2 separate regions of the Homo sapiens genome follow, and region 2 is linked to region 1. A link is an interaction called in ENCODE POLR2A ChIA-PET data of the cell type or tissue named here. Cell type or tissue: CD4-positive, alpha-beta T cell. All regions are shown on one strand. Each heading gives the region's core, and the rest is flanking DNA. Links, peaks and the distances in the headings are about the cores only. Region 1 has its middle 48 kb from the start of MCHR1. Region 2 overlaps GRAP2 (GRB2 related adaptor protein 2).

The links. ChIA-PET counts read pairs that join two places held together with the same protein. Peaks named below come from ENCODE experiments on the same cell type or tissue, not always from the same donor. Only the 100,000 strongest peaks of a DNase experiment are listed, where the experiment ranks them.
Region 2: POLR2A ChIA-PET joins it to region 1 with 5 read pairs; 1 of 35 experiments calls an interaction of 5 or more read pairs at or near these places.

The regions. Positions count from the first base shown.
Region 1 is chr22:40,719,493-40,734,531 of GRCh38, forward strand. No RefSeq gene overlaps it. Among named protein-coding and RNA genes, the nearest start is that of MCHR1, 48 kb to the left of the region's middle. RefSeq lists enhancers at 2,382-2,995, 8,529-9,253, 9,254-9,977, 9,305-9,384, 9,455-9,504 and a silencer at 11,823-11,981. In CD4-positive, alpha-beta T cell, for the core only: no CTCF peak of the experiment used is centred there; DNase peaks (open chromatin) are centred at 7,229, 7,709, 9,429, 12,189 and 1 weaker place; H3K27ac peaks cover 3,686 bases.
Region 2 is chr22:39,902,586-39,917,624 of GRCh38, forward strand. The region is part of intron 1 of GRAP2 (GRB2 related adaptor protein 2); the gene reads left to right. Among named protein-coding and RNA genes, the nearest start is that of GRAP2, 9.0 kb to the left of the region's middle. RefSeq lists an enhancer at 7,597-7,906. In CD4-positive, alpha-beta T cell, for the core only: no CTCF peak of the experiment used is centred there; DNase peaks (open chromatin) are centred at 4,656, 5,276, 6,376, 7,726 and 2 weaker places; H3K4me3 peaks cover 5,921 bases; H3K27ac peaks cover 4,048 bases.

The DNA.
Region 1 (15,039 bases), core at 4,670-12,669:
CTCTGACTCAGGTTCTGCTTCTATATGGCTGACGACAACACGTCATCTGCTTTCTTTCTTTATAAAATCATGGGATGTAAAGGGTCCCTCCATGCAGGAGTCTGGCTTCCTCCTGGGTAGGAGTCTACTCCATTTTTGAAGCTTTCCAAGCAGCATCCCCCTTCTCCACGTGACTGTGGACAACTATGTTACCATGTGCGCAGGAGGGCTCCAGAGAGCAGGTGAGTACGGATGCTGCGATCCCAGCATCCCAAGTAGCTCTGTCCATGTCATGGCTGCAGGGCGACATCAACGGGAAAACCACAGGCTCAGCAGGCCAAAGTCTGAATCCCACCTGTATTTGTTTTCCAGGGCTGCAGTAACAAAGTATCACAAACTGAGTTACTTAAAATGACAGAAATGTGTTGCCTCAGAGTTCTGGAGGCTGGAAGTCCAAAATGAAGGTGTTGGCAGTGTCATGCTCCCCCCAAAACCTGTAGGGAAGGAAGATCCTTCCTTCAATCTCCAGCTTCTCGTGTTTGCCAGTGATCCTGGCTTCCCTAGCAAGTAGGAATTGCATCGCTGCTATCTCTGCCTCCACTGTCGCATAGCTATCTGCCCCTGTGTGTCTCCTCTCTTCTCTTCTTCCTTCCTCCTCCTTCTCCTTCTAGACAGGGTCTCACTCTGTCACCCAGGCTGGAGTGCAGTGTCGCGATCAAGGCTCACTGCAGCCTCCACTTCCCAGGCTTAAGTGATCCTCTCACCTCAGCCTCTCAAGTAGCTGGGACTACAGAAGTGTGCCACCACACTCAACTTATTTTAAAATTTTTTGTAGAGGCAGGATCTCACTATGTTGCCCAGGCTGGTTCGAGCTCCTGGGCTCAAACAATCCTCCCACCTTGGCCTCCAGAAGTGCTGGGAGTACAGATGTGAGCCACTGCCTGGCCTCACACTTCTTTTTTTTTTTTTTTTTTTTTTTGAGATGGAGTTTTTCTCTTGTTGCCCAGGCTGGAGTGCAATGGTGAGATCTCGGCTCACTGCAACCTCCGCCTCCCGGTTCAAGCAATTCTTCTGCCTCAGCCTCCCAAGTAGCTGGGATTACAGTTATGCACCACCATACCCAGCTAATTTTTCCTTTTTTTTTTTTTTAGTAGAGATGGGGTTTCACCACGTTGGTCAGGCTGGTCTCAAACTCCTGACCTCAGGTGATCCACCTGCCTCAGCCTTCCAAAGTGCTGGGATTACAGGCACACGCCACCGTGCCCAGCCGGCCTCCCACTTCTTATAAGGACATAAATCATCTTTGATTAAAGGCTCCACTCACTCCAGTATGATCTCATCTTAACTAACTGCATCTGCAATGACCCCGTTTCCAAATAAGGTTATAGTCTAAGACTTCAGCATATCTTTTTTTAGGGGACAGAATTCAACCCATATCAGCATCTCTGCCATTAGTTAGCAGTGGGATGCCTCAAGTCATGCAACCTCTGCTTCAGGTTTTTCAGCTGTAGGAATGAGAATACCAGCGTGATACGGCTAGGAAGTGGAACACGTGGGATCATGAACTTTCCACTGCGGTACTTGGCCCATGGAGCTAGATATGCACATCAACAGTGACGCTCTCCTCAGCAGCATTCTCCTGGGTGCCCAAAGGCTATTAATACAGCCCCCTCATCCTTCCCCCACCCCACCAAGCTGCCCCCACACTGACTGCCCTGTAGGAGAGCTTAGCTCTTCCCTAGAGATCTAGTTTTTATTAATAAAAGACAACCGGAGCCTTTCAGAAGGTTAGGCTTAAGGGTCCATTATTTAAGTGCCATTGCCTGTGATGAGTCTTTGAGTAATAGGAGTGCTAAGTGCATACTGGGCAGGACGACCCGGGTGAGTCGAACATGCAGAAAAGATTCAACACACAGCCCTTTCTGACCTCACAGTGACTTTGCACTAAGTGCAAATCAATCTTCCCGAGGCAATTTCCTGTTGCCAGGACAGAGCTGTCTCCCCTCTTCTCGCCCTCCTGCTGCTGTGCTCCTGCTTCATGCTGGCTCCGACAAAGGGGTGAGTGTTCAACATTTCTCTTAATTGATGCTGTGACAGGTCTTTTGCTGACATATCCTGGCATCTGTCTGCCTTATTCACTGCAGCACAGCATCAATCTGAAACTGTCAGCTGTTTCCAGAATAATAGGATCTCTTCCAGATCTAAGCCTCAAAGCTTGCATTGATTTTATTCATTCTAGGATGTCAGTAGGTTATTTCAATTATTATTATTTTTTTATTTTTGAGACAGAGTCTTGCTCTGTCACCCAGGTTGGAGTGCAGTGACATGATCTTGGCTCACTGCATCCTCCGCCTCCTGAGTTCAAGCAATTCTCCTGCCTCAGCCTCCCACATAGCTGGGATTACAAGCATGCACCACCATGCCCGGCTAACTTTTGTACTTTTAGTAGAGACAGGGTTTTGCCATGTTGGTCAGGCTGGTCTCGAACTCTTAACCTCAAGTGATCTGCCTGCCTCGGCCTCCCAAAATGCTGGCGTTACAGGCATGACCCACCATGCCCAGCCTACAGTAGGTCATTTCAATTGGCTGTCCTCACCCACTCTCACCCCAAGCTCTCCCAAACTAAGGCAATGAAAATTATTTGAACTTGGAAATCGTCCCCTCACCTTGCTGATGCTTCTCTTCAGTATTCAGTGCTTCTCAAATTTCAAAGTGCAAACAAGGCCGGGAGCAGTGGCTCACACCTGTAATCCCAGCATTTTGCGAGGCCAAGGCAGGTGGATCACCTGAGGTCAGGAGTTGAAGACCATCCTGACCAACATAGAGAAACCCTGTCTCTACTAAAAATACAAAATTAGCCGGGCGTGGTGGCGCACGCCTGGAATCCCAGCTACTCGGGAGGCTGAGGCAGGAGAATTGCTTGAACCCAGGAGGAGGAGTTTGTGGTAAGCCAAGATCGTGCCATTGCACTCCAGCCTGGGCAACAAAAGCGAAAAACTCCGTCTCAAAAAAAAAAAAAAAAACTAAATAAATAAAGTGCAAGCAAATCACTTGGGACCTTGTTAAATGCAAATTAAAATTCTTTTTTTTTTTCTTTTTTGAGACTGGGTCTCTCTATTGCCCAGGCTGGAGTGCAGTGGCACAATCATAGCTCATTGCAGCCTCCACCTCTTGTGGCTCAGTTGATCGTCCCACCTCAGCCTCCTGAGTAGCTGGGACTATAGGCATGCACCACCATGCCCAGCTAATTTTTGCATTTTTTTGTAGAGATGAGGTTTCACTACATTGCCCAAGCTGGTCTCGAACTCTTCCTGCCTCGGTCTCCCAAAGTGCTGGGATGACAGAAGTGAGCCACCGCGCCTGGCCAGATTTTGCCTTCCTAACAAGCCCTCGTGTGCTGCTGAAGCTGGGGATCCACAGGTCTCACCTTGCATGGCCACACCTACCTGTTTCCTCTCCTCAAAGTTGACAGATGTGCCAGGGATGTGACAGGTAATGTGACCAAGGTTTGCCTTGGTGCTAGAGGAGCCGGAGGGGGCGACCACCTAACTGCCCAGGGGAGGTAAAGGAGACCTCCCTGAAAGGTAAGCCACTGGGAACAGGGCCAGGACAATCTGTGCTTCTAGAAAAATCACTCTGGGGTTGGGCACGGTGGCTTATGCCTGTAATCCCTGCACTTAGGGAGGCCAATGAGGGTGGATCACCTGAGGTCAGGAGTTCGAGACCAGCCTGGCCAACATGGTGGAACCCTGTCTCTACTAAAAATACAAAAATTAGTTGGTCATGGTGGCATGACCCCGTAATCCCAGCTACTTGGGAGGCTGAGGCAGGAAAATTGATTGAACCTGGCGGGTGGAGGTTGCGGTCAGCCAAGATCATGCCACTGCACTCCAACCTGGGCAACAAGAGCGAAACTCTGTCTCAAAAAAAAAAAAAAAAAAAAAAGATCCCTCTGGGAATGGCCTGCTGTGTGGAGAAGTGTGGAGAAGGAAAGGAGGACCTGGACTGCAGGTGGAGGAGGACCAAGGAGGCTCTTGTAATATCAAGATCAAGCGTGATAAGGTCTGAAGTGGGACAGTGGGACAGAGGCGGTGGGGCTGGAGAAGAGGGTAGGGCCAGGGAGGCTTCGTGTGGGAGGTGGAACAGAGGGGTAGTCGGTTGTGGGAGGTGTTGGAGGAGGCAAACCTCACCCCTAGACCTCTAGGTCTGAAAGGTGTGAATGAGAAATAGCCTTCCAAGAGCGATACCAGGGGGCGGTGTTCCAAGGGAAGAATGAGGACCAGGAGAGAGCATTCAGGGAGTAGAATGAGGAATGAGGTTTGCCATTGAAAGGGATTCCAATGAGAAGGGTTCAGAAGAGGCTCCGGGCGAGAGGGAGGTGGAAAACGATGCAATGGGCAGCATTCGGAGCGGGGGCCCTGGCGTGCAGGAGCACCTGGGGCTCCTGGCAACATGACGTTGATATGACGGTAACCATTTTTTTTTTTTTTTGGTATGCAATGGTAGGAATCTTTTTTATGTATACTTACTTCACGAATTGCCCCGAAAGCTCTTAGGTGAGGGCCACAGGTAGGCCTTCCTCTTTTAGGAAACCTAATATTGTATAAATCAGTGTAGCCTGGCCGGCGGTTCATCCCATGGCAGCAGCTAGCAACAGACAGGCGGTGTCCAGGACACTCACCATATGTTAAAAAGCAACAGCCTGGGTAATCATAGGCACAGAGTAAAGATTTTTTTAAAATTTAAAATCAATAAGAATTTTATAATTAAAAAAAAAAAAAGTGGCCGGGCACCAGTGGCTCATGCCTGTAATCCCAGCGCTTTGGGCTGCCGAGACGGGTGGATCACCTGAGGTCAGGAGTTCGAGACCAGCCTGGTCACCATGGTGAAACCCCATTTCTACTGAAAATACAAAAATTAGCTGGGTTTGGTGGCGGGTGCCTGTAACCTCCACTCACTGCAACCTCCGCCTCCTGGGCTCAAGCAATCCTCCTACCTCAGCCTCCCGAGTAGCTGGAATTACAGGTGCGCACCACCACACTCAGCTAATTTTTCTATTTTTAGTAGAGACAGGTTTTGCCAAGTTGCCCAGGCTGGTCTCAAACTCCTGACCTCATGTGATCTACCTGCCTCGACCTCCCATAATCTCTCATTAACCTTTAAGCCTTTCTTCTATAAGCATTTAAGGCCATACCTTTCCCTTTAAGTATGACCTTAAGGCATCTCACAAGTTTTGATATGAGGCATGTTCATTATCACTTAATTCTAAATAATTTAAATATCCATCATGATTTCTCCTTCCACCCATGAGTTATTGAGAGAAGTGTTTCTAAAGTCTCAAGCATGTTTTTTTTTTTTGTTTTTTTTTTTTGAGACGGAGTCTTGCACTGTCACCCAGGCTGGAAATGCAGTGGCACGATCTCGGCTCACTGTAACCTCTGCCTCCGGGGTTCAAGCGATTCTCCTGCTTCAGCCTCCCAAGTAGCTGGGATTACAGGCGCCTGCCACCACGCCCAGCTAATTTTTTGTATTTTTAGTAGAGATGGGGTTTCACCATGTTGGTAAGGCTGGTCTTGAACTCCTGACCTCAGGTGATCCACCCGCCTCAGCCTCCCAAAGTGCTGGGATTACAGGTGTCAGCGATGGCACCCGGCCCAAACTGAGATTTTTTATATGCTGGATTTGGTTGAAGACTTCACTTCAACCCTCATGTTTTTGCCCTAATGTTTGCATCTTTTGGTCCCCTTTCTTCTGCCACCCTCATCTTCCTTCTCCTTTAGTTTTCTCGCCCTTTCCTTCCCCCATCCTTAACTTGCCATCTGCGCCATGGAAAGGGCTCAGTCCAGGTGAAGCAATGGCTGGCCCCTGGCCCTGAGGCTTCGGTGAGATTCGGACCAGGTGTCACCATGAAGCCTTTCATTGTTGCATCTTGAAAACTGACCCAATCACAGCCTACCAGATCAACGAGAGATGTCAGAATTTACCAATGTCAGAGCCATAAAAATGTTTTTTTCGAAATGAGTAATTCACCTGTTACACTAAATATGGGCCTCCAGATGTCACAGTATCACAGTGCAACAGTTAAGTCTTTGTTTTTTATTTTATTTTTATTTATTTATGTATTTTTTTTTGAGACAGAGTCTCGCTCTGTCGCCTAGGCTAGAGTACAGTGGCGTGATCTTGGCTCACTGCAACCTCCGTCTCCCAGACTCAAGCAATTCTGCCTCAGCCTCTGGAGTAGCTGGGATTACAGGCGTGTGCCACCATGCCTGGCTAATTTTTGTATTTTTAGTACAGTCGAGGCTTTACCATGTTGGCCAGGCTGGTCTCAGACTCCTCACCTCAGGTAATCCGCCTGCCTCGGCCTCCCAAAGTGTTGGGATTACAGGCGTGAGCCACCGCGCCTGGCCAATTAAGTCTTGTTTTAAACATGCCATTGGTATGACCGTAACCATCATTTTTTTTTTTTTTTGGTATGCAATGGTAGGGATTTTTTTTATTGTAAACTTGCTTCATGAATTACGCCTAAATCCCTTAGGTGAGGGCCACAGGGAAGTTTCCCTCTTTTAGGAAACCTAATATCATATAAATCAAGACTTCTAGCCACGCCAAGGTAAACCATTAGGGATGCTTGATTTTGCAAATGTGTTAAAGATATGGGCTTGGGAAGAAAATACTTTCCCAGCTGGGCACAGTGGCTCACGCCTATAATTTCAGCACTTTGGGAGGCCAAGGTGGGTAGATCACCTGAGGTCAGGAGTTCGAGACCAGCCTGGCCAACACGGTGAAACCCTTGTCTCTACCAAAAATACAAAACTTAGCCAGGCATGGTGGCACGCACCTGTAATCTCAGGTACTCGGAAGGTTGAGTCAGGAGAATAGCTTGAGCCCAGAAGGTGGAGGTTGCAGGGTGGCAGTGAGCTGAGACCACACCACTGTACTCCAGCCTGGGCATCAGAGACTCTGTCTCAAAAAAAAAAAAAAAAAAAAAAAAAAAAAAAATATATATATATATATATATATGTATGTATGTATCTATCTATATATATGTATGTATCTATATATATGTATGTATCTATATATATATATGTATGTATCTATATATATGTATGTATCTATATATATATATGTATGTATCTATATATATACTTTCCATTTTTTTTCCTACTCGTGTGAAAGAGACCGTGAAAGTGAAAGGAAAAGAAGATGGTCCAATCGCAAGATAAGCAGGCCCTGTAGACAAAGCAGACAGTTCAGCTACTAATGCAGTGTGGAAGGAGAGCCCTAGAGGCCAAGCACTAGTAATAAACTCAACACTTTCTGAAATTGCTAGGATCTGAATGAGGAATAATTGTGAGTGAAGAAGCCAGTGTGCTGGCTGTTCAGAGATAAGTGATTTTTTCTTTTTTCTTTTTTTTTTTTTTTTGAGATGGAGTCTCGCTCTGTTGCCCAGGCTGGAGTGCAATGGCACAATCTCGGCTTACCGCAACTTCTGCCTCCCAGGTTCAAGCGATTCTCCTGCCTCAGCCTCCCGAGTAGCTGAGATTACAAACATGCGCCACCACGCCCAGCTAATTTTTTGTATTTTTAGTAGGGTCGGGGGGTTTCTCCATATTTGTCAGGCTGGTCTTGAACTCCGGGCCTCAGGTGGTTCACCCGCCTCGGCCTCGCAAAGTGCTGGGACTACAGGCGTGAGCCACCGCGCCTGGCTGCTAAGTGATTTGTAAGCTAAGACATACTCTTAAATTCCTTCAAAGCAAGGGAAGCAGTGACTGTTTTAAGAACAAATACTGTCTTTGAAATTTGAAATACAGGATAGACAGGGGCTCCTTAAACCTAGTAATCCTTTTGTCTCTTTTGGTCCATCTCAACCACAAACCAAGCAAACATGCACATGCTTGTCAAAAACAAGTCAATTATTTTGAAAATCAATTAAATTATTCATACCCTTTGAAATTTCAAAGGAAAGTCGAGAGAGAGAGAGAGAGAGAGAGAGAGAGAGTCAGTTAGAAGTCACGGGTATTGAAGTGCTTATTAGTTAAATCGGGTTCTTTGTCTCTCTACTTTGCTAATGGCTGATCTTTTGACTTTTCTGATGATTAGCCCTGGCTATCAAGTGAGATTCCATGGGGCTTGGTTTGTTCATACTCTTCTGAGTGACATTTTCCCCATTCTAATAGCCTAAAAGCATAATGAGGTAAATGAATCACAAGTGATAATGAGTTTTTTAAAAATCTAGGCAGGAACAAAACTGGCTCATTACCATGAAGAAGTAGCATTCTGATGAGGACAGGAAATCACTGAGGAACAGGAGAGAATGCATAAACTACCACTTATGTGTATTGCTAATGATATGCCAGACACAATTCTAAACACTTACATGACGGTCTCATTTAATACCAATGCAAAAATTCTACAGATGAAGAAATGGGGACTCAGAGAGATTAAGTAGTTTGCTTAAGGTCACACAACTAGGAAATGACCAAATTGGCATTTAAATGAGACAGGCTGGCTGAAGCCTGGACTGCCTCTGCCTTTTTTTTTTTTTTTTTTTTTTTTGAATCAGGGTCTCACTCTGTCACCCAGGTGATCACGGCTCACTGCAGGCTCGAACTCCCAGGCTCAGGTGATCCTCCCACTTTGGCCTCCCAAGTAGCTGGGACTACAGGAGGGCCACAATGCCTGGCTAATTTTTTTTTTTTTTTTTGAGATGGGGTTTTGCTATGTTGCCCGGTCTGGTCTCGAACTCCTGGGGTCAAGTGATCTGTCCACCTCGGCCTCCCAAATTGCTAGGATTACAGACATGAGCCACCGTGTGCAGCCTGCCTCTGTCCTTCTGAAAAAAAGGTAATGGCAAAGGCATGGGGGAAAAGTTAAACATGTTAAAGAAAAGGCTGTAGATATTTCCATATGCATGTCGATTCATGTAGTAGCTTCCTAGCACTTCGGTAACAACCATAACCCAGCGGCGTTGGTGGTACAGTAGCGAGCATAGCTGCCTTCCAAATAATCATAACTTTGGTGGGATTTTTTGTTGTTTTTTTTCTGAAACAGGGTTTCGCTCTTGTAGCCCAGGCTGGAGTGCAGTGGTGTGATCTCGGCTCACTGCAACCTCCTCCTCCCAGGTTCAAGCGATTCTCCTGCCTCAGCCAGTCGAGTAGCTGGGATCACAGCTGCCTGCCACCACACTCAGCTAATTTTTGTATTTTTAGTAGAGATGGGGTTTCACCATGTTAGCCAGGATGGTCTCGAACGACTGGCTTCAGGTGATCCACCCTGTTGGGGTGATCAGACCCAACACCAGGCTGTGGGGGCAACGAAGTCCGGGGGAGTCAAAGGAATGAGACAAGACAAGTTAAGAGTGAAAGTGGGACCGCAGGCCAACGCTAGTATGGAGGCTGCGAAGGCCCTGAGCGCTGGGAGCCCGAGCTGTTTATTGGTGATCAAAGAAGCAGGTGGTGAGGATGTGGGGGTTGAAAGGAAGCAGTGCATCAAGCGCATGATCTATGGCCGTGACGGTTTAGCATTTTGTTTGAAGCATATGGAACATGTTCTGCTACTTGAGATAATGGGAGTGATAGAAGCAAGGAGCCTGCAAGTCTAGACACATTCCAGAGGTCACGAGGGTTTTTATGCCCTGAGCCCTGGATTCCATCCAAGCCACGAGAGCTTTTATGCCCTGGGTTTAGATTGTGGTGTGGCGGGGCAGCCTTCCACCCTTTAGCACAGAGCTTGGTGTTCCAAAGGCCACGAGGGGTTTTAGACCCTGGACCCCAGACATGTTCCAAGACTCTTTTACATTATGTCAGACATGCAAGCCCTGCCTCAGCTTTTTTCCCAACACTCAGCTTTTACCCAACATACCCGCCTCGGCCTCGGCCTCCCAAAAGTGCTGGGATTACAGGTGGGACCCACCGTGCCCAGCCCCACTTCAGTGGTTTAAAAGAGCAGATATTTTCTCTCACACAGTTCTGGAGGCTGGAAGTCTGCAATCCAGGTGTCAGCAGGGATATGCCTTAGGGGAGGAGCCTTCCCTGCCTCTCCCAGCTTCTGGTGGCGCCAGGTGTCCCTTGGCTTGTGGCTGCATCACTCTCATCTCCATCTCCATCTTTACATGGGCTTCTGCTCTGTGCGCCTCTCCTCCATGTGTCTCTTATAAAAATATTTGTCATTGGATATAGGGCCCACCTGTATAATCCAGGGTGATCTCAAGATCCTTAACTAGATCTAAAAGGACAACCTTGGGAGGCATGGTGGCTCACACCTATAATCCCAGCACTTTTGGAGGCCAAGGGATCGCTTGAGCCTAAGAGTTTGAGACCAGCTTGGCTAACAGTGAGACCTCAACTCTATTTTATTTAAAAAAATAAAATAGGGCCAGCCATGGTGGCTCACATCTGTAATCCCAGCACTTTGGGAGGCCGAGGCAGGTGGATCACAAGGTCAGGAGATCAAGACCATCCTGGCTACATGGTGAAACCCCGTCTCTACTAACAAATACAAAAAAATTAGCTGGGTGTGGTGGCGGGCACCTCTAGTCCCAGCTACTCGGGAGGCTGAGGCAGGAGAATGGCATGAACCCAGGAGGCAGAGCTTGCAGTGAGCCGAGATCACCCCACTGCACTACAGCCTGGGCAACAGAGCAAGACTCCGTCTCAAAAATAATAATAAAATAAATAAAATAAATACAATCTCTCCTTATACACAGTTTAATACAATCTGTCCTTACACGCAGTTTAATGGCTACTACTGCTTTCATTCTAACAACTGTAAGACTCTCAACATCTTCTGAAAACTTGGCTGAAAAGTGATATTCTTTCTTTCTTTATTTTTGATAGGATCTCTCTTTGTTGCTCAGGCTGGAGTGCAGTGACACGATCTTGGCTTATTGCAGCCATGATTTCCAGGGCTCAAGTAATCTTCCCACCTCAGCCTCCCGAATAGCTGGGACTATAGGAACACCACCAGGCCTGGCTAATTTTTGTATTTTTTTTGTAGAGATGGGGGTCTCACTATGTTGCCCAAGCTAGTCTTGAACTCTTGGGTTCAAGCGATCCTCCCGCTTCGGCCTCCCAAAGTGCTGGGATTACAGGCATGAACCACAGCACCTGGCTGAAAAGTGATATTTAATATATTAATTTCTGTTTTCTCCATTGTATCAATGAGAAAATTAATTATCTTCAGGACCACTGGATCCTCACCCCCTCGTCATTTTCTCTGTCAGAGGCAAGTCAAGAACTCTGCTACCACTGGGGCAGGATCCAGTCCTGGGGTTGGTGGGGTGGAGTTTGCCTGCAACAAGAAGTTGTGATTTTTTATAAAATTGCAGAATCTATTGTTATAGGAGGAGCTTTGCTTTAATGGTTTTTCAGTTTGTCCCTTTACTTACCATAGGGATTCCTTCTGTTGCCAGTCCCTTGGGGGCAGGGACTGTGTCTTCCTCCCTGTATTCTGAGCCCTGCATAGGGCCTGGCCCTTGCATAGGTGTTCAATCAATGTGTCAAATACATGAGTGAATGGACAAGCACACCTTTTCTTTTCTTTCTTTTTTTTTTTTTTTCTTGAGATGGAGCCTCGCTCTGTCGCCCAGGCTGGAGTGTGGTGGTGTGATCTCGGCTCACTGCAAGCGCCGCCTCCCCGGTTCACGCCATTCTCCTGCCTCAGCCTCCCGAATAGCTGAGACTACAGGCGCCCACTACCATGCCCAGCTTTTTTTTTTTTTTTTTGTATTTTTAGTAGAGACGGGGTTTCACCGCGTTAGCCAGGATGGTCTCGATCTCCTGACCTCGTGATCCACCTGCCTCGGCCTCCCAAACCTGCTGGGATTACAGGCATGAGCCACTGCACCTGGCTTTTTTTTTTTTTTTTTTTTTGAGACGGAGCCTTGCTCTTGTTGCCCAGGCTGGAATGTGTGATCTCAGCTTACCGCAACCCCTGCCTCCCGAGTTCAAGCAATTCTCCTGCCTCAGCCTCCCGAGTAGCTGGGATTACAGGCATGTGCCACCATGACTGGCTAATTTTGTATTTTTGGTAGAGATGGGATTTCTCTGTCTTGGCCAGGCTGGTCTCGAACTCCTGACCTCAGGTGATCCGCCTACCTCGGCCTCCCAAAGTGCTGAGATTACAGGCGTGAGCCACCACATCTGGCCTCGAGCACACCTTTTCTGGTGCACGTAAAACTAGGTCGGGTTCTTAGGGACTGAGTCACCTGACTAACACTAATCAAATACACACAAACAAAACCACAAACTGCTCTGTCAAGCAGGATGTCAGCAGTTTCCTTTGCATGAAGGAGGGTGGGGAGGGGGTGTTGTAAGGTGGGTCTCCAGAATGATGGAATAGGGTCGCTGTCGGGAAGAGGCTGAAAACATTACTGTGATATTTTGTCTTATAAAATTCTTTTTGGTTTTTTTTTTAGAGACAGGGTCTTGCTCTGTCACTCAGGCTGGAGTGCGGTGGTATGATTATGGCTCACTGCAGCCTCGACCTCCTGGGCTCAAGTGATTCTCCTACTTCAGCCTCTTGAGTAGCTGGGACTATAGGCGAATACCACCGTGCCTGGACTTTTAAAATGTTTTGTGGGCCAGGCGCGGTGGCTCACACCTTTAATCCCAGCACTTTGGGAGGCTGAGGCGGGAGAATCACGAGGTCAGGAGTTTAAGACCAGCCTGGCCAGCATGGTGAAACCCCGTCTCTACTAAAAATACAAAAAATTAGCTGGGCGTAGTGGCGGGCGCCTGTAATCCCAGCTACTCAGGAGGCTGAGGCAGAGGTTGCAGTAAGCTGAGATCGTGCCACTGCACTCCAGCCTGGGCAACAGAGTGAGACTGTCTCAAAAAAAAAAAAAAACGTTTTGTGGAGATGCAGTCTCATTATGTTGCCCAGGCTAGTCTTGAACACCTGGTCTCAAGAGATCCTCTCGCCTTGGCCTCCAGAAGGGCTGGGATTCAAGGTGTGAGCCACCACACCTGGCCTGGTTTATAGGATTCTTGTATAAATTCTCTGTGGGCCGAGCCTAGACTAGAATATTGCCCAACTTCCTTTGCACAGCAAAATGGATTTCATAGGATCAATTAAGAGTATTTGGACCAAACAACTATCTCTCTTACTTTGTTAGCCTGGATTGCAGGAGTCACAATTACTTACAAGTCAAAAAGATGAGGAGAGGGCTGTGGCAGTTGTGGTCTCAGGCCTGCAGCAGCCTTTTGCAATATTGAGTTACCCTGCGGGCTTTGTGAACTTGGAATCACAGACTCCTCCGAGGTTGTGCCTCAGCCTCCCCAAAACGTGAGAGGCGAGGGCAGAGCCTACTTACCTTTCACCTCCTAGCACCTGAGCCGGAGCACCTGGTTCACAGTAAGCACTCAATCTGTGTGTGCTGAATAAACAAGAAACTGCCTGTTCCTGCCTCGGGGCAGGACGCACCGCCCTAGTGACTGTAATACTCTCCTCCACCAGATTTGGCAGCTCCCCTCCCTTACACAGCCCTGGGGAATTACTGCTCTTTTCTTTCTTTGGTGTCCTTTCTCTAAAGTGCAAATAGTTCCTTCTGGACACACGGTCTGTCTGCAGCCTGCCAGTATCATTCACCCTTGCTTGCTTTTACCTTCTGTTTTGTCTTCCTGAGACAACATTCTTGTAACAATTCCAGCAAAGTCAAACTTTTTTTTCTTTATTATTACTTTTTTTAATCCACTCTTGCACTCTCACCCTTTACTCTCTCTCTCTTTTTCATTTCTTTTCTTTTCTTTTTTTTTTTTTGAGACAGGGTCTTTTTGTCACTCAGACTGGAGTGCAGTGGCATGATCTCCACTCACGGCAGCCTCAATTTCCTGGACTCAAGCGATCCTACCGCCTCAGCCTCCGGAGCAGCCAGGACTACAGGCGCTCAGCACCACGTCCGGCTAATTTTTGTATTTTTTGTAGAGATGGGGTTTCGCTATGTTGGCCAGGCTGGTCTTGAACTGCTCACCTCAGGTGATCCACCCGCCTCAGCCTCCCAAAGTGCTAGGATTATAGTTGTGAGCCACCCTGTCTGGCCTCTTTATTTTATTTTACTTATTTCTTTTCCTAATCTCGAGGACCTGTGAAACAAAATCCTACTCTGATTTAGAAGATACCAGGTCCTGCTGGGCGTGGTGGCTCATGCCTGTAATCTCAGCACTTTGGGAGGCCGAGGTGGGAGGATCACTTGAGATCAGGAGTTCAAGATCAGCCTGGCCAACACGGCGAAACCCCATCTCTACTAAAAATACAAAAATTAGCCAGGCGTGATGGCATGTGCTTGTAATCCCAGCTACACAGGAGGCTGAGGCAGGAGAATCGCTTCAACCTGGGAGGCGGAGGTTGCAGTGAGCCGAGACTGCACCACTGCACTCCAGCCTGGGTGACAGAATGAGACCCTGTCTCAAAAATAAAAATAAAAAATCTCCTGAGTTTTACATCTAATGATACAGAAGGGCAAAAGACACAGTTGGGGCAGTAGGGGAAGGGGAACCATCTTTCAGTTATTTCAGCAATGTCCCCAGGTATTTTGAACCACAGTGAAGAAGAAAGAAATCAACAAAGTCAGCGCTACCCCTGCCACACCATTGGCTACACAAGGTTACAGTTTCTATAGCTACAAGCCTGTCTCTTAGGGAACGCAACATACCACAGAGTGGCCTCCCTAGAAAGGCCACTTAGTCATGTGAAATGTAGATCTCTGCTGAAACAGAGATGTTTTCCCTTGGAATTTACAGTTAATAAAGTGACACTCAGTAGTGTGAACGTGACAGAACGGGATACAATAAGAGAATGAATCTGCTTCCCTCAGATGGAAATAAACAGGCTGGACTGTGATGACAGCCAATAGAAAACACAAAGCCTGGCCAGGCGCCGTGGCTCACACCTGTAATCCCAGCACTTTGGGACACCGAGGCAGGCAGATCACGAGGTCAGGAGTTCAAGACCAGCCTGACCAACATGGTGAAACCCTGTCTCTACTAAAAATACAAAACTTGACCAGGCATGGTGGCGCACACCTGTAATCCCAGCTACTAGGGAGGCTGAGGTGGGAGA
Region 2 (15,039 bases), core at 4,144-12,143, 820 kb before region 1:
TGTCTCCCATGTGGTAAACTGAAATCTTATTCTCCCCAAATTGTAATAGATTTTATCTTTTTAAAAATGACTTTACTGAAGCAGAGGAGAAGGAGATGATCAATCTATTCAATATGAAGAAATATCTCTGTTGCTAATACAATATCCTTTTGAATATCTCCCACATCTTAGGCCCTGGTGAAAATCCCTTTCAATTGTTCTGTCTACCTCGTAGGGATGTTGTAAGAATAAATGAGTTAACATAGATATGAAGTGCCTTAGGAAAAAGGCTCTATAAAAATGCAAGGCGATATCATGATTAGTTGTTTCTTTGACTCTTGATCATTTTCTTCCCACTTCTTATACAAAATGTCTCTCACTTATTTCCTGAAGCCATCTCTTTTAGAACTATTGCTTCCTAGAAGAGCTGAAAATGATCCTAGTTCCAACATATTTATTGATTCCCAGATAATAACACCCACTGGTGTTGATGACTGACAGGGTTCATGCCTAAGCTTGAGTAGAACTTGCCCTTTTTTCCTGGGTCAAGAAAAGTCTGCAATTGTTCGAAAATGTGTCAGTAAGTGTGATTCCATCACGATTTCTTAAATAAGTAACAGTTGCTGCTGGATAATCCTGGGGGCAGATGATTCATTTTTGTGCCCCTATCAAACAAACTCAAAACTTGTTAAAGAATCTTTATAAGTTGTTTGAATCAAACAATAGGGTCGCTAGGTCCCCATTTTGTCCATTTGAGGTATTTGCCCAGCATACCTTGGTCTGTAAAGAAATAGCACAGCCTTGGCTGGGCGCGGTGGCTCATGCTTATAATCCTAGCACTTTGGGAGGCCGAGGTGGGCAGATCTCCAAAAATAAATAATAATAATGATAATAACACAGCCTCATGAGTCTTTTTTTTTTTTTTTTTTTTGAGACAGGGTCTCACTCTGTCACTCAGGCTGGAGTACAGTGGCACAATCACAGCTCACTGCAGCCTCAACTACCCTGGGTTTAGTGATCCTCCCACCTCAGCCTCTCAAGTAGCTGAGACTACAGGTACACACCACCACACCTGGCTAATATTGTATTTTTAGTAGAGACAGGGTTTTGCCATGTTTCCCAGGCTGGTCTTGAACTCCTGAACTCAAGCGATTCGCCTGCCTCAGCCTCCCAAAGTGTTGGGATTACAGGTGTGAACCACTACACCTGGCCTGCCCTTTCTTTTCTCTTAAAAATTCTTAAGAAAGCATGGTCCTGTTTAACAAATAAGCATTTTACAAACATTTATCGATCAATTACTATATGCCAGGCCTGGCACTAGGCACCAAGTCCTCTTCAACAGTGTTAACATTAAGTTTCAATAAACTTGAGTCAGTAGGAATTCAGTAAATAATTTTTAAAGATTGTTTTCTTTTTAAATATGTATTTATAAACAAAAATTTTAGAGAATTAAAAGAAACTATCACGAAGTGCATGATGATAAAAGTCTTATATACTCTCCAAAGAAAATGTTAAGACATACCTTAAGGAGATAGTGAAGAACAGCCGGGCACAGTGGCTCACACCTGTAATCCCAGCACTTGGGCGGCCAAAGCAGGCAGATCATCTGAGGTCAGGAGTTGGAGACAAGCCTGGCCAACATGTTGAAACCCTGTCTCTACCAAAATACAAAAATTAGCCGGGCATGATGGCAGGCGCCTGTAATCCCAGCTACTTGGGAGACTGAGGCACGAGAATTGCTTGAACCCGGGAGGCAGATGTTTCAGCGAGCTGAGATCGTGCCACTGCACTCCAGCCTGGTCGACAGAGCAAGATCCTGTCTCAAAAAGAGGAAAAAAGAAAAGAAAAGAAAAGATAGTGAGAAAATAACTGAACATAAAACATAAAGAAAAGTTGAAATATTAGTACTCACTACCTAGGTTCAACAATTGCTAACTCTTTGCCGTATTTGCTCCATCTATACCTATTTCTTTCTGAATTACTTGTAAGTTGCAGATAAAATAATACTTCACTCCTAAATAATTCAGTACTCATCTAAGAATAAAGGCATTCCTCTATCTAACCACAATTCCATCATTAGGCCTAAGAGGATAAACAGTAAGTCCTTAATATCATCTGATAGCTAGTGCAGATTTAACCTTCCCCATTTGTCCCCCAAATGTCTTCTATACCATTTTTTAAAAAAAGAATCTAATTTTTAAAAATAAGAACATATTTTGCAGTTGGGTCTCATGCTTCTTTCTTCAACATTGGATGTTTTTAAAGATTACGCCAGTTCTCTTGTACCAGGTCCCACTTTCTGAATTCGTTGTTGCCTCATGGTTAATTTGTTCCTCTACCCACTTTATTTCTCATAAGCTCCAAGTTAGGACTAAAAGCATGATTTGATTTTGATTGAACGTTTTTTGCAAGGTGCCACTGGGTGCTCCATATTGCATCTTATCAGGAGGTACAGAATGCCAGGTTGTTCCACTGTGCATGATGCCAAGTTTGATCAGGGCTTGAGGTAGTGATCTTGCTCAGAGGATCTCTTGTTGTACAGGCACTTTTTCACCCTTTGCAATTAGCGAGTACTCTCAGGGGGTATCTCAAAGTGTATCTCATAAACACTTTGGCATGGTGGCAATATCCTATTTCCCAACAAACTCTCACCCGGTGACTTTAGGTAATAATCTTTGCCTAAATTGATTATTTCATTGGAGTTCATATATATTTTTAATACGCTTTGAAGATGGACTCGACATGCAAATTCATCATTATCAGCAGCAATAGTGGCTGGAAATATTTATTGAGTGCATAAGTTCAGGTAATAATAATAATAGTAGGTAATGTTTATTGAGTGCTTGCTGTGGAGCCAAGACAGCCTCGGTGTGAGCCCAGTCTTTCACTTACTAAGCGAATGAACTGGGACGAGTTATTCTTTTTGTGCTTCAGTTTCTTAAGCTATAAAATGGGATTACTAATGGTGCCTATCTCGTGGGATTGTTCTGAAGAGTAAACGATTTATACATTTAAGGTTCCTAAAACAGTGCCTGTTATTATTGTTATTTGCCAAGCATTGTTCTAATACTTTGTAGGTACTAACTCGTCTACTTCTTCTAATGGTGCAATGAAGAAAGTGCTAATAATACCCTTTTTTCACAATGAGGAAACTGAGGTACGGAGAGGTCTAGTACGTTGCACAAGGTCACTTAACTAGTACCTGGTGGAGCCAGGATTTGAACCCAGGCTGTCTGGTTCCTGAGCACTCTCTCTGATGATGGGCACATGCAGTGAGGAGTGATACAAGTGGAGCTGAGTGGAAGTAGCCCTCACACACACTCAGACTTGAAGTTATTGAAAATCCGGGAGGTTGCCACCCAAACACATTTAAGGTTTAATTCATCTGAATAAGAACAGCATTCCACTAAGCCCAGATAAGTACTCTTATTACATTTACATAGCTTAAGGCTCTGTACAAGAAACCTTGAACATAAAATACTTGGAACAGAAAAGAGTAGGAGAACTATGAAGTAATGGGGGGAAAAAATCCCTGAAAGGAACAATACAAGCGGGGAGTTATGAGACCTGGGACCTCAGAGCCTCGGGGTGGAAGATGATATTTTGATATAATCAGGAGGGAGAAATTTCCTCTCATTTTTCACATTTCTGTACTATATAAGATTTTACCATAAAACGCAAGAGTATAAGCCATTGTCAGATTTATAAAAGGCCATGGTGGATTTCCTTAAGAGACGATGGATGACTGTTGTTAGTAGGTAAATTCCCTGGTTGGTTATCTCATACACTCAGATATTCCATAAGTCAGCCTGTGGCTTCTGAAACTGTATTGAGAAAAAGCTGTATAAACTAGGTGTTGGTCCATGCTCCTTCATTAGCATTACAAAAGGGTTCGACTGCTGAGTTGAATCTTATCCACTCCTTCAGTGGCCATTACAGAAAGCTCTCAAGTGTAATTTTCTAAAGAGAACTAAAAATAAATAAGAAAAAAAAAATCCAGCATTAATAATGGTTCTTTTTGCATTTCCAACACAGTCATTGCCAAATTGGTTCTGCCTTTTTATGTTTTTTAATGAAAAGCAGCCTAATTGATCAATTGGTCATGAATAATACTTCTTCGTTTGTTTTTCTCCACACCCCCCAGCCTTCTAGAACCACGGGCTTAATGTGTCGGCCTACAAATGGTTCATGATTTGTGTTTTTTGTCTAGTGCTTTATGGGAAAATATTAGAAACAAACTGCTGAGAACTCAGTAGGAACTCAGTAAATAATAAGTAGATAGTTCTCTTGTTAAATATGATTTTAAAGAAACTCTTTCTAAATAACTAGGAAATATTACAAGGGAAGTACAAAGTGGGGTGGAAAGCCTGGCTGACTTGTAATTTGAAATTTCTCTTCATCATTTTATAGGTCACACAGTTTAACCCTTTATAAAACAAAATGTAAAGTCTGATAGCTGAAAAGGCTCTCCTCCGCTAAATAGATTTGTTTGAAAATATAGATCATTAAATCGGTAAGAATAACAGGAGAATCTCAACCAAACATTGAGACAACTAAGAAAATTGTCTAAATCTAATACCTTATATCAGTACTTTAAGTTGACCATAAATACGCTGATATCCATAGCACATAGGTTCTTACTGGCAGTGGTGGGGTGGGTGGGGGAAGGGGAGTGTCACAGACACATTCAAGATGTCAACGAAAACTATGAAAACTCTCCCCAATGGGGAAAAAAAACCAACGATGCCTAGCACTTATCCTACGCAACTTTGTACAGAATTTCCGTGGGAAATTCTGGTGTCCATCCATCATAAATCACCTGGTGTCCACCCATATATCCTGAATAGGAAAAATTGTCTTTCTCTAGAGTTATTGTACACTGATCCTGATGGAGCTTTAAAAAGAGTTGTCGTACAGGCTCATTGACTTTGGGAGGACAAGGTGGGAGGATTGCTTGAGCGCAGGAGATTGAGACCAGCCTGGGCAACATGGTGAGGCCCCATCTCTACAAGATATTCTTTTAAAAAATTAGCCAGGCCCAGTGGCCCGCACCTGTAGTCCAAGTTACTCCAGAGGCTGAGGCAGGAGGATCCCTTGAGCCCAAGAGATCAAGGCTGCAGTAAGCCGTGTTCACACCGCTACACTCCAGCCTGGGCAACAGAGTGAGATCCTGTCTCAAAAAATAAATAAGTAAATAAAAAGAGTTGCCATTATCTTGTTTGATCTGGCTATGATCTTTGAGGTAGACAGACCACAGATTTTACCTCTCATTCTGCAGAGTGGGAAAAGCAAGGCTTGGAGAGTTTCCGGGACTTGCTCAAGGTAATTTGCTAATGTCTGCCGGGACGTAGCACCAAGCCTGTCACGCTGTAGGCTGGGCCCCTTCCACAACACTGGTCCAAACACAGGATTCTGGAGATGCAGGAGCCCTCGATGGGCTTCTGGAAAGCTGAATTCTGGCTCTACCAGAGCTACCCACGTGATCTTAAACAAGTCACCTAACTTCCCTGAGCTTCAGTTTCTTCCTTAGTCAAGTGAGAGGTTAGACTGTGTGTTCTCTGAAGCCCTTTGATTTTCTGCAGAAAACCACCTAATCCCACTGGGTCTGGGAACAGAGGGAAATGACCTTTTCTGCCATAGATGGCAAGACCCTTCACCCTTCCCTGTAGGGCATAAGAGCTGGCATCCAATTCTTAACGGATTCCCTTGCAATGTCCAAATCCCATTAGAAACTACAAACATCTCAATAGTGCCTTTGTGGGCTGCTTGGGTGTCATGCCGCTGGCTGCCTCACTTGCTGCAGGGCTGACTGTCCACATCAATTATACTCCAACCCTGTGCTCTGCAATGGGCAGACATCCCATGAGATTTTATTACCCCTCTTGGGTAGTTCAGGGAGTCATATGGAAGTAAATAATGCTGATGGGCTTATTTTGGGCTGATAGATCCTTATCCTTCTAAAGAGGTTATGCCTTTCAAAGGGTACAAAACCTTCTCCTTGATTTTTTATTACGAACAGTTATATCCTTTAATGTCCCAGAATTGTTCTTGGAAGTTGGAGACTCACAAGAGGGCCTGCAGCTGTGAATGCAGAAGTCCTGAGACTAGGGGAGGACATCACCACTCTCCCTTGGCCTTTGGAGTCATCCAAGCTAAGTGCTAATATTTGTGATTAACAGGTGTTGATAGGAAATTGGGCCCCTGTGTCTCAGTCTTTTTGTGCTTCAAATTTTCTAAGTGAACTTCAGGCTGGCAAGTGGAGTTAGATCAACTTGTTGCAGACAGTATCATCTGCTCGGTACCGTGTCAGGTCACTGGACTGTGGGAGGTTATACTGACCAGTGATGAGAGTGACAGAGCATGAGCTTGGCTCCCGTATCCTGTGTTCTGTGCTCAGCCTCACAGATGACTCACTGTGCCTCATCGACTCCTCTGTCCTCGAGTGAAATTATGCCATTCTTTAACCCACTATACAAGAGACTTTTGAAGATTCATGTGTGGCTACCCCCAACAATATCTCATTTGTACAATGCAGAACATGGTGCTTTCTTGTGTAAACAAACTCATTTTGTGGAATTTTTATTTTCTAGATCAATATTTTTAAATAGACTACTAATTCATTTTATAAACCGGGTACTATAAGATTTTATGAGTTGACACTTGGTACCCTGTAAGTATCCAAATAATCAAAGAAGGAGAAAGTGTGAAGTCAAGGAATCCCCTAGCTGAAAAGAAATTCCCAATACCTGGAACAAAAAAGATGGAGCTTTTAGAGAGCAGACTTTTTCTCCAGCAAAGATCCACAACTTCCATTTTTAAATGTAAGACGTAAGGGAGATTTATGATACAGCCTACTTTGTCAGATCATATTATTTCATAAAGTGAAGGGTCAATTAGGTGTTATTATTATCAAGAAAGCATGCTGTAATGCTTCGTCTTGTAGATGCTGTAAAAATTACCTGTCTGATTACTTTAATTCATCTTTTGGCTACTGTCTGCAGAAATTCACTCAGTCCCTAGCTCACAGGTATGCAGACGTACTGAGAACACTTTGGGAAATAAAAGCAAAAAAAACATTGGGTCCTTTCCCCTAAGGAATGAACAGTGTATTTGGGAAACTAGGAAAAACAAACAAACAAAAAAATGGTACCACAATGCAAAACTGATGAGGAGATTAAAAAACAGCTCAAGATGGAGATTTTTAGAAAGAACTTCTTGAAGGAGGTGCATCTGTAGGCTGAGAGAGATGGTTTAGCAAGCAGGCATCAATGCATCCACAAAGCTTTACACTTCAAGGAAATCATAGGAGAAACAGGGTCTTCTTTGCTGAAGATCTGTTTATTTTGCAAACAACAAAGAGTCAGAAGAGCCATGTGAAGTTTCCATGGGGAATCCAGAAACTAAACTTCTGCCACTGGAAATTACCTCAAGATCTTTTCCCAGATAGCCTGCTCTTCCCCTGCTTCCAATCATGTCCCTCAAAGTCTTCTTTTTCAAGCATAAATATCCTTAGTTCTTGTAACCACTCCTCCTATGAGGCAGTTTTGCGTGCTGCCATTATTTTAAGCACCCGCCTCTGATTGGACTCTAGCTTAGGGCCTCCCCTAAGTCACGGGACTCAGAACGGAGCAACGCTCTCCAGGAGTGATCTGAGGATGCAGAACACCATGGGGTAGTTGCCTCCCTTGATCTGTAGCCTATACTTCTATTAATATGGCCCATGATTGCATGAGCCCTTTTGGCACCCATGTCACACTGCTGACTCATATCGAAATTGTGGTCAACTAAAACCCATGAGTTCCCATGCACTACTACTAAGCCAGATCTTTCTTTCTTTTTCTTTTCTTTTTTTCTTTTTTTTTGAGACCAAGTCTCGCTCTGTCGCCCAGGCTGGAGTGCAGTGGCGCAATCTCGGCTCACTGCAACCTCTGCCTCGTGAGTTCAAGTGATTCTCCTGCCTCAGCCTCCCGAGTAGCTGGGATTACAGGCGCCCGCCACCACGCCCGGCTAATTTTTGTATTTTTAGTAGAGACGGGGTTTCACCATGTTGGTCAGGCTGGTCTTGAACTCCTGACATTGTGATCCGCCTGCCTCGGCCTCGCAAAGTGCTGGGATTACAGGCATGAGCCACCATGCCCAGCCAGATCTTTCTTATTCTGTACTTACACTGTTGATTTAAAAAAAAAAAAAAACCCTAGGACAGAGGTTTAAATGTAAAGACATTTATTTCTATTTCACTCGATCATTTTGATAACAACTTGTCCAAATCTTTCAGAGCTAGGGTATTAGCTTCCCCTCCCTGCAGGTGAGTACTTACCTGCTGGTGCAGCTAATCTCATGATGGATCTCTGGCCTCTAAAGGGCCAGAACTTCATTGTCTCTTTCCTATCCATAAATTCTCTGCAACCGTGGATGAATCTGCATCCTTAGACAAACTAGTGGGCCTCAATCTTCCTAAGTAAGATAGGAATAAGTGTGAATGGCCATTTCCTCCTTGCGGTGAGGATATGCGACAATGAGTTCGATGTCTGCAAAACCCTAAGGAAATGTCACTCAGAGGCAGCATTAGATGAGGAGAGAAAAAGTTTATTTCAGGCTCTCAGCAGCTTTCAGAAGACTTGATTATCCTGATCACTACGTGTGAAAGTTAATGACTTCATTTTTGCAGTTATTTTAAAAATATAACTGGTTTATCTGATTTTTGGTTGTAGTAACATCACGTGATGGTCAGTATCATTTTACACATTATTTGTAATGTGAGCAAGTGCCATAAAGCATATCTGCAAGACTCATTTAAAATGACTCTCTTCCCTCCATCACCTCCCCCAGCCCCATCCTCAACTCTACCCTCTTCTGTTTGTAATACGGGACTACAAAGATCTTATAGTTTAGGTTTCCGTCAGACTTTTGGAAACCTTTAAAAGACTTACCAAGCTAGCTTAGAAGTTCATAGATTTTCATCCCTGGCCAGCGCAGAGAGCTCACAGGTAACTTGTATAATATTTATCATTTCAAGCTCATAGAAATGTCATATTTCAAAACACATCCCTGAGAGCAGTTTTTTTGTTCCTTATAGACAGGTGCAGGGAACATCCAAATTTTTCTAGTCTGCCATTCTAATGCACATTGTGATGTTGCTCTTGTGACCCTATAATTATTAATTTTCCAGTAGCCCCTCCCCAACCTTTCACGTGATTTTTAATCCAGGGCCTGGGCACTCGTAGCAGAGTGTGATCCTAGGACCAGCAGCAACGGCACCGCCGGGGAGCCTGTTAGAAGTGAGGATCTCAGACCCTGCCTCAAACCTATTGAATCAGAATCTAAACTGTGAAAAAATTCCCCTGGTGATTCTTATGCACAGTAAAATCTGAGAAGAACAGATCTAGAGTGAAGGGATTTTCACTCCCATTTTACCCGCTGTAGACCTTATGTTGTAATACAAAACTTACAAACTTCCATTTGGTGTTTATTAAAAGGTTAGAGTCCTTAGTTAAAATGTTACCAGATTCAAATGTTCTGTTTATATATTCAGCTATTTCTCAGTGTATGTAACTGGCTTTAAAATACTCTTGTTGACCAGGCATGGTGGCTCACGCCTGTAATCCCAACCCTTTGGGAGGCCAGGGTGGGAGGATTGCTTGAGCTCAGGAGTTTGAGGCCAGCCTGGGCAACATAGCGAGATCACATCTCTACAAAAAATTAAAAATTAGCCAGGGATGGTGATGCATGCCTGTAGTCCTAGCTACAGGAGGCTGAGGCAGGAGGATCACTTGAGCCCAGGAGTTTGAAGTTGTAATGAGATATGACTGAGATACTGTACTCCATCCAGCCTGGGTGACATAGTGAGACCTTGTCTCTGGAAAAAAAGTACTCTTGCCTTTCTGGGTTCTTGTGGAGCAGGGGTTCTCCCCCACTCCCACCAGGGACATTTGGCAATGCCAGGAAACATTTTTTGTCACAGTTTGCAGGGAGAGGTCCTACTGGTGGGTAGAAGCTAGGGATGCTGCTGAGAATCCTACAATGCACAGGATGGGCCCCCACAACAAGGACTTAACTGGCCCCAAATGTCAATAGTGACAAGGTTGGAAAACACCAGTATATGATTTATAAAGACTCAGATGTGCGACCATAAACCATAGAATGCCACAGGAAAATAGAGTCACGTGGCATGTCACTATATGACCAGGCAAAGAACAAATAGACCAGCAGTGGCCGGAGTGATGGTGGTGGGGTTGTGAGTGGCAGGGAATGGAAAATCCAGCCACAGATGAAAGGAGACATCTAGGACCAATGCTAACTGGTACTCCGTGCACAAAGGCAGTGAGCTCTAGAGGACAGGGCTAAAAGGCCGGTCACGGTGGCTCACACCTGTAATCCCAGCACTTTGGGTGTCCGAGGCGGGTGGATCATCTGAGGTCAGGAGTTCGAGACCAGCCTGGCCAACATGGTGAAACCCCGTCTCTACTAAAAATACAAAAATTAGCTAGGCATGGTGGCGGGCGCCTGTAATCCCAGCTACTCGGGTGGCTGAGGTGGGAGAATCGCTTATACCTAGGAGCTGGAGGTTGCAGTGAGCAGAGATTGCACCACTGCACTACAGCCTGGGTGACAGAGCAAGACTCCATCTCAAAAAAAAAAAAAAAAAAAGAGGACAGGGCTGATGTTCAGGGACTGGACACCAGGTATGAGCCCCAGGAGGGGTGGAAGGAGGTGTGGGAGAAATAGAGAGAGAGAAGGCTTCAGTTCTAGAGTGGATACCAGGTATGATCTCAAAATCGTGTTAGACATGGAAAACAAGAAAGGATTTCAAGTATTAGCATAGGAGTACACAGGCAGATTTCAGGTAAATCCAGTAAGATGAAGACTCAGGAACAAGGCAGAATCCTGCTTGCTAGAACTGGGGCGCCTCAGAGCCAGGCCAGCAGCAGGCATGACCGATGCTGAGTCAGCCAAGTGTTCAACTAGAGTGAGCTTCTTAAATCCCTCCCAACTGAGAAGGGGCTTAGTGCTGAGTCTACAGCATGGTTGACTTGCAAGAAGGGGTCAAGGGCTCCCAGCTATGGAGAAAGGTAGACCAGAAGTAAGCCAGAAGTAGGCCAGTGACAGTGGCCACTGAAAAATCACGGGATAAGAAATGGAACAGAACTCGAGAGGTCCTCTGGGTCATTCCCCTACTGCAGCGTGCACCTAAATCATTTCAGAAAGATTATCTACGCTTCAACTTTAACATTTTCAGAGAAAGATTTCTTAAAGACCAGTGGGTGCCTTATAATCCATCGAAGTCACAGCTTCTTCCCCATTTCTAACCCTAAACACCTCTTCCTGGGATGTAAAGCGAGTGTCTTTCATCCCACCCTGCACACAGTGTGATTTCTATCATTCAGTAATGATAAAGAACACAAACTGCCGTCTGCAACTGCCAAGCACAGCCACCCCTTTTCCAGGCTAAAGCATCTCAATTCCATTAGTCTGTTGCCCTGAGAGTCTCTCCCTGACCTTTTAATCCCCTCATTATCCTCTGGACCTGCTCCAAGCCTTGCCTGCTTGAAATAGTTACCACCAAGTATGTATTTGTTAAATAAAAGCTGTGTGCAGACTGCCCTTTTGCCATGGAACACAAAGGAGGAGGAATATAAAAGAATATACACAGTTTTGTTGGTTTTTATTAGTCTCTCTCCTCTCTCTCCAAGGAGTTGTCAATCTTCTCTGCACTTATAGTCTAGTTGGAGCACTAGTCCTTAGGCTAAATTCCACCAAAACATTTTGGTTGTTCAGCAAACGCTTTCACTGTGACCCTCACCTAAGAACAATAGAGTACACCATCAAATGGGATAGCTCTAATGTGAATTTAGCTCTAAATAAAACTAGGATAAATGCATTTGTTCAGTTCTAGAGAAGGCATCATACTGTCCTGTGGATTTTTCATTTCGAATGAGCTGCAAAACAAAGTTCTTTTCCATGGAAAGGATTTACTCAACTGAATTCACTCACTTTGCTGTAGCTGGATTAATCTCATTTCACATCATGTCTCTAAGTAGAAAAGTAAACTGATTTACAGCAGGCTAAGTGGATATGTTGATGCATCCAACATCAGTGAGATTTATTCCAACTAGATTGCAACCAGAAAATGGTGTCCTGGTTGTTTTTGCTTCTATAAAGTAGTCGCAAAAGTGCACCACTTTCGTACTCGATCTGAAAAACAGTTTATCAAAGTTACAACAGATGAGGTATTGTGGGATGCGACAGAACGTACGTACGTCAAATGAAATGAGCATTTCTGCCTTCCCAGATCTTGAAATGGTCTTTTGCCCCACAACCTTATAAAAAAAAATATTCATTTTAGGCCAGGCACGGTGGCTCACACCTGTAATCCCAGCACTCTGGGAGGCTGAGGCAGGTGGATCACTCGAAGTCTGGAGTTGAAGACCAGCCTGGCCAACATGGTGAAACCCCATCTCTACTAAAAATACAAAAATTAGCTGGATGTGGTGGTGGGTGCCTGTAATCCCAGCTACTCAGGAGGCCGAGGTGGGAGAATCACTTGAACCCGGGAGGCAGAGGCTGCAGTGAGCCAAGATCACACCACTACACTCCAGCCTGGGCGACAGAGTCAGACTCCATCTCAAAAAAAAAAAAAAAAAGAAAAGAAAAAAAAGAAATAAATAAATAAAATCATTTTATTCTATCCCCATGTTCTGAAAGCCACCCTTTTTTATTTTTGAGTTGTGTTTCACGGGGCACTGCTCAAGGTAAACACCCAGCCCCACTTGTGGTTGAGCAGGCATTGACCCCACACTGGCTCCCTGCCCTGGAGCCAGCCACCACCCTGTTCCTTGCTCCACCTTCTGCTTTCTGCAGCACACTCTTTCTTCTTTTTCTTCTGCATCACTCTGCATTTCCAAAGCCACAATCGTGTCATCCTCTCGGGACTCTCAGTCTCTGTCTATGCTGGTGCCCTCTCCTTTGTCTCTCCCAGATTGCTGACTTTATTCCAGCTTCTGCTTCTAACACAATAAGACTGCTATTGGAAATGTTTTTCTGACTTCTATAGCTGGCAGTTTCTATAAGCAGAAGTTACTTTCAAAGGAAAGAACTTGTGGAGATGAGCCTGGGGTGTCACAGGGCTGTTACATGGGTCAAATGTAATAACGTGTATCAAAAAGCAATTTGTAAACTGTAACATGCTCTTCAAAAGTAAATTATTACTGTATTATATGACTTTAGGGTTTAAAAAGCAGCTGGATGATATGTAAAAATTCAAGGCTCAGTAGCATCATTGGAAAAGAAAATTAGAAAATGGGGAGGGGCACGGACGCTTCCATCAACAAGCTAGGGGCCTCTCAACATTTTTTCCAGCCAAAGCACACCCATTTAGCTGAGAGCATACACTCTCTTCTGAGGACTGCCTGCTCACCATTCTGGACCTAAGGCCTTCCCTCTTGCTTAAGCTCCCCCATCCCTCTCATCGCCACCTTCCCAAATCCTAGCTGACCCCAAGGGCTAACCCCCAATCCACCCTCCCTTCCCAGCTCTGCCCCAGATTAAGTGAATCTCTTTCTCTCCAGCACTCAGTCTTATGTTAGAATTATTTATGTGGGCATTGATCTTCCTGGATTGACTGTGACCTGCTGAAGGCAGCGGTGGTCCTGGCATCTGCCACAGCCCCCTCCCCCAACAGCACTTCATCACCTCCGTGAACGGAAGTGAATGGAAGGAACAGCTCAATTAGGATGGCAGAGGATCAAGGAGAGAATTCCACGGACCCAAAACATCCTGCAAAAAGGCTTTGTCCCCAGAGGTTGGTCTTCAATTTGGAAAAATTCCTACCTGAGCAACTGTAGGACCCCTCTGAAATGGAACAGGGTCTATTAGACTCATAAAAAGCCTCAGTGATGAGTTGGTTATTATTATTCTCTTTACTTTTCTGTACATTTAAAGTGTTTTATATTTTAAATTGAATGTAAAAAGATCCCATCCTATTTAAAAGTTAGTGAGTTGAATAAGTTTCATTATAACTTGATTTTCTTCCTAAAGGTTTTCCTATAGTTCAAATTATAAAAGTCATTCTTAGATTCCCAGCTTAGTTCCCCCATGAAATCACGAGTTCTTAGACTGTGTTTCACACAATGCCAGGTCACATTGCACCCTTACTGAAAGGAACTTCTTGTGCAGAGTGCGGGGCTCTTGGAGAAAGAAAAGTACCACTTTTTTAGCACATTAAAAACAAATCCTTGAGCTGTTTTATTATTTTAATACTTTACCTTTAGTGGAGCAGAAATGATTTATTTGATGGTTTTGGCAGGTGATTTTTTTTTTCGGAATCTTCTTTAACACTATTAGCCATGTAACTATTGCCAAGTACATAATAAGTACTCAATAATTATTATTATCTTTTAATTAAAATGTGATGCACTTCTAAACTAAAGGTAACTTCAGTCATGTAGAATAGAAAGCAATGGGTGGAGCTTCCAATTGCTTCTCTTTGGTATTCATTAGAAATCATTTTTGAAACTGAGAAGTTGGGGGAAAGATCAGACATTTTTATGGAAACTGCATTGATGACAGCAGAGTGTAATTTTGTTGGTAGTGATTTGATACACAATTATTTGAGGGATTTACTGTGCTCATGGATTAGCGCTGTGTTGTTACTGTAACAGAGGATTGGCGCAGAGCCCTGGCCCAGTGCAAAGCTCTCTAACATCGTTTCTCTTCCTTCATCAGCAGCCCAAAGCCCCCCTCTCTACAACTCCATGCAGCACAGTCCTGGCACAAACCCCTAACCTGAAATTCCAGCCAATTTCACTAACAACACGCCTCTCCCCTTCACCTGCCAGATGCTTCTCGTTCTCAGACACTGCACCCTGAAATTGGGAGCTTTCACTGAGTTAAAAAGGCAAATATAGAATTACCTAGCTGTATCAGTATTTTAAGTGCACTTGTAGACTTAAATGAGAGCTCTTGTACAAAACCACTTGTATTCTTTCTTAAGATATGCTAATTTTTTTCTCTCTTTGATTGAACTGTTGACCTTCTGGATATATGACTAGTTATTACTTCAAG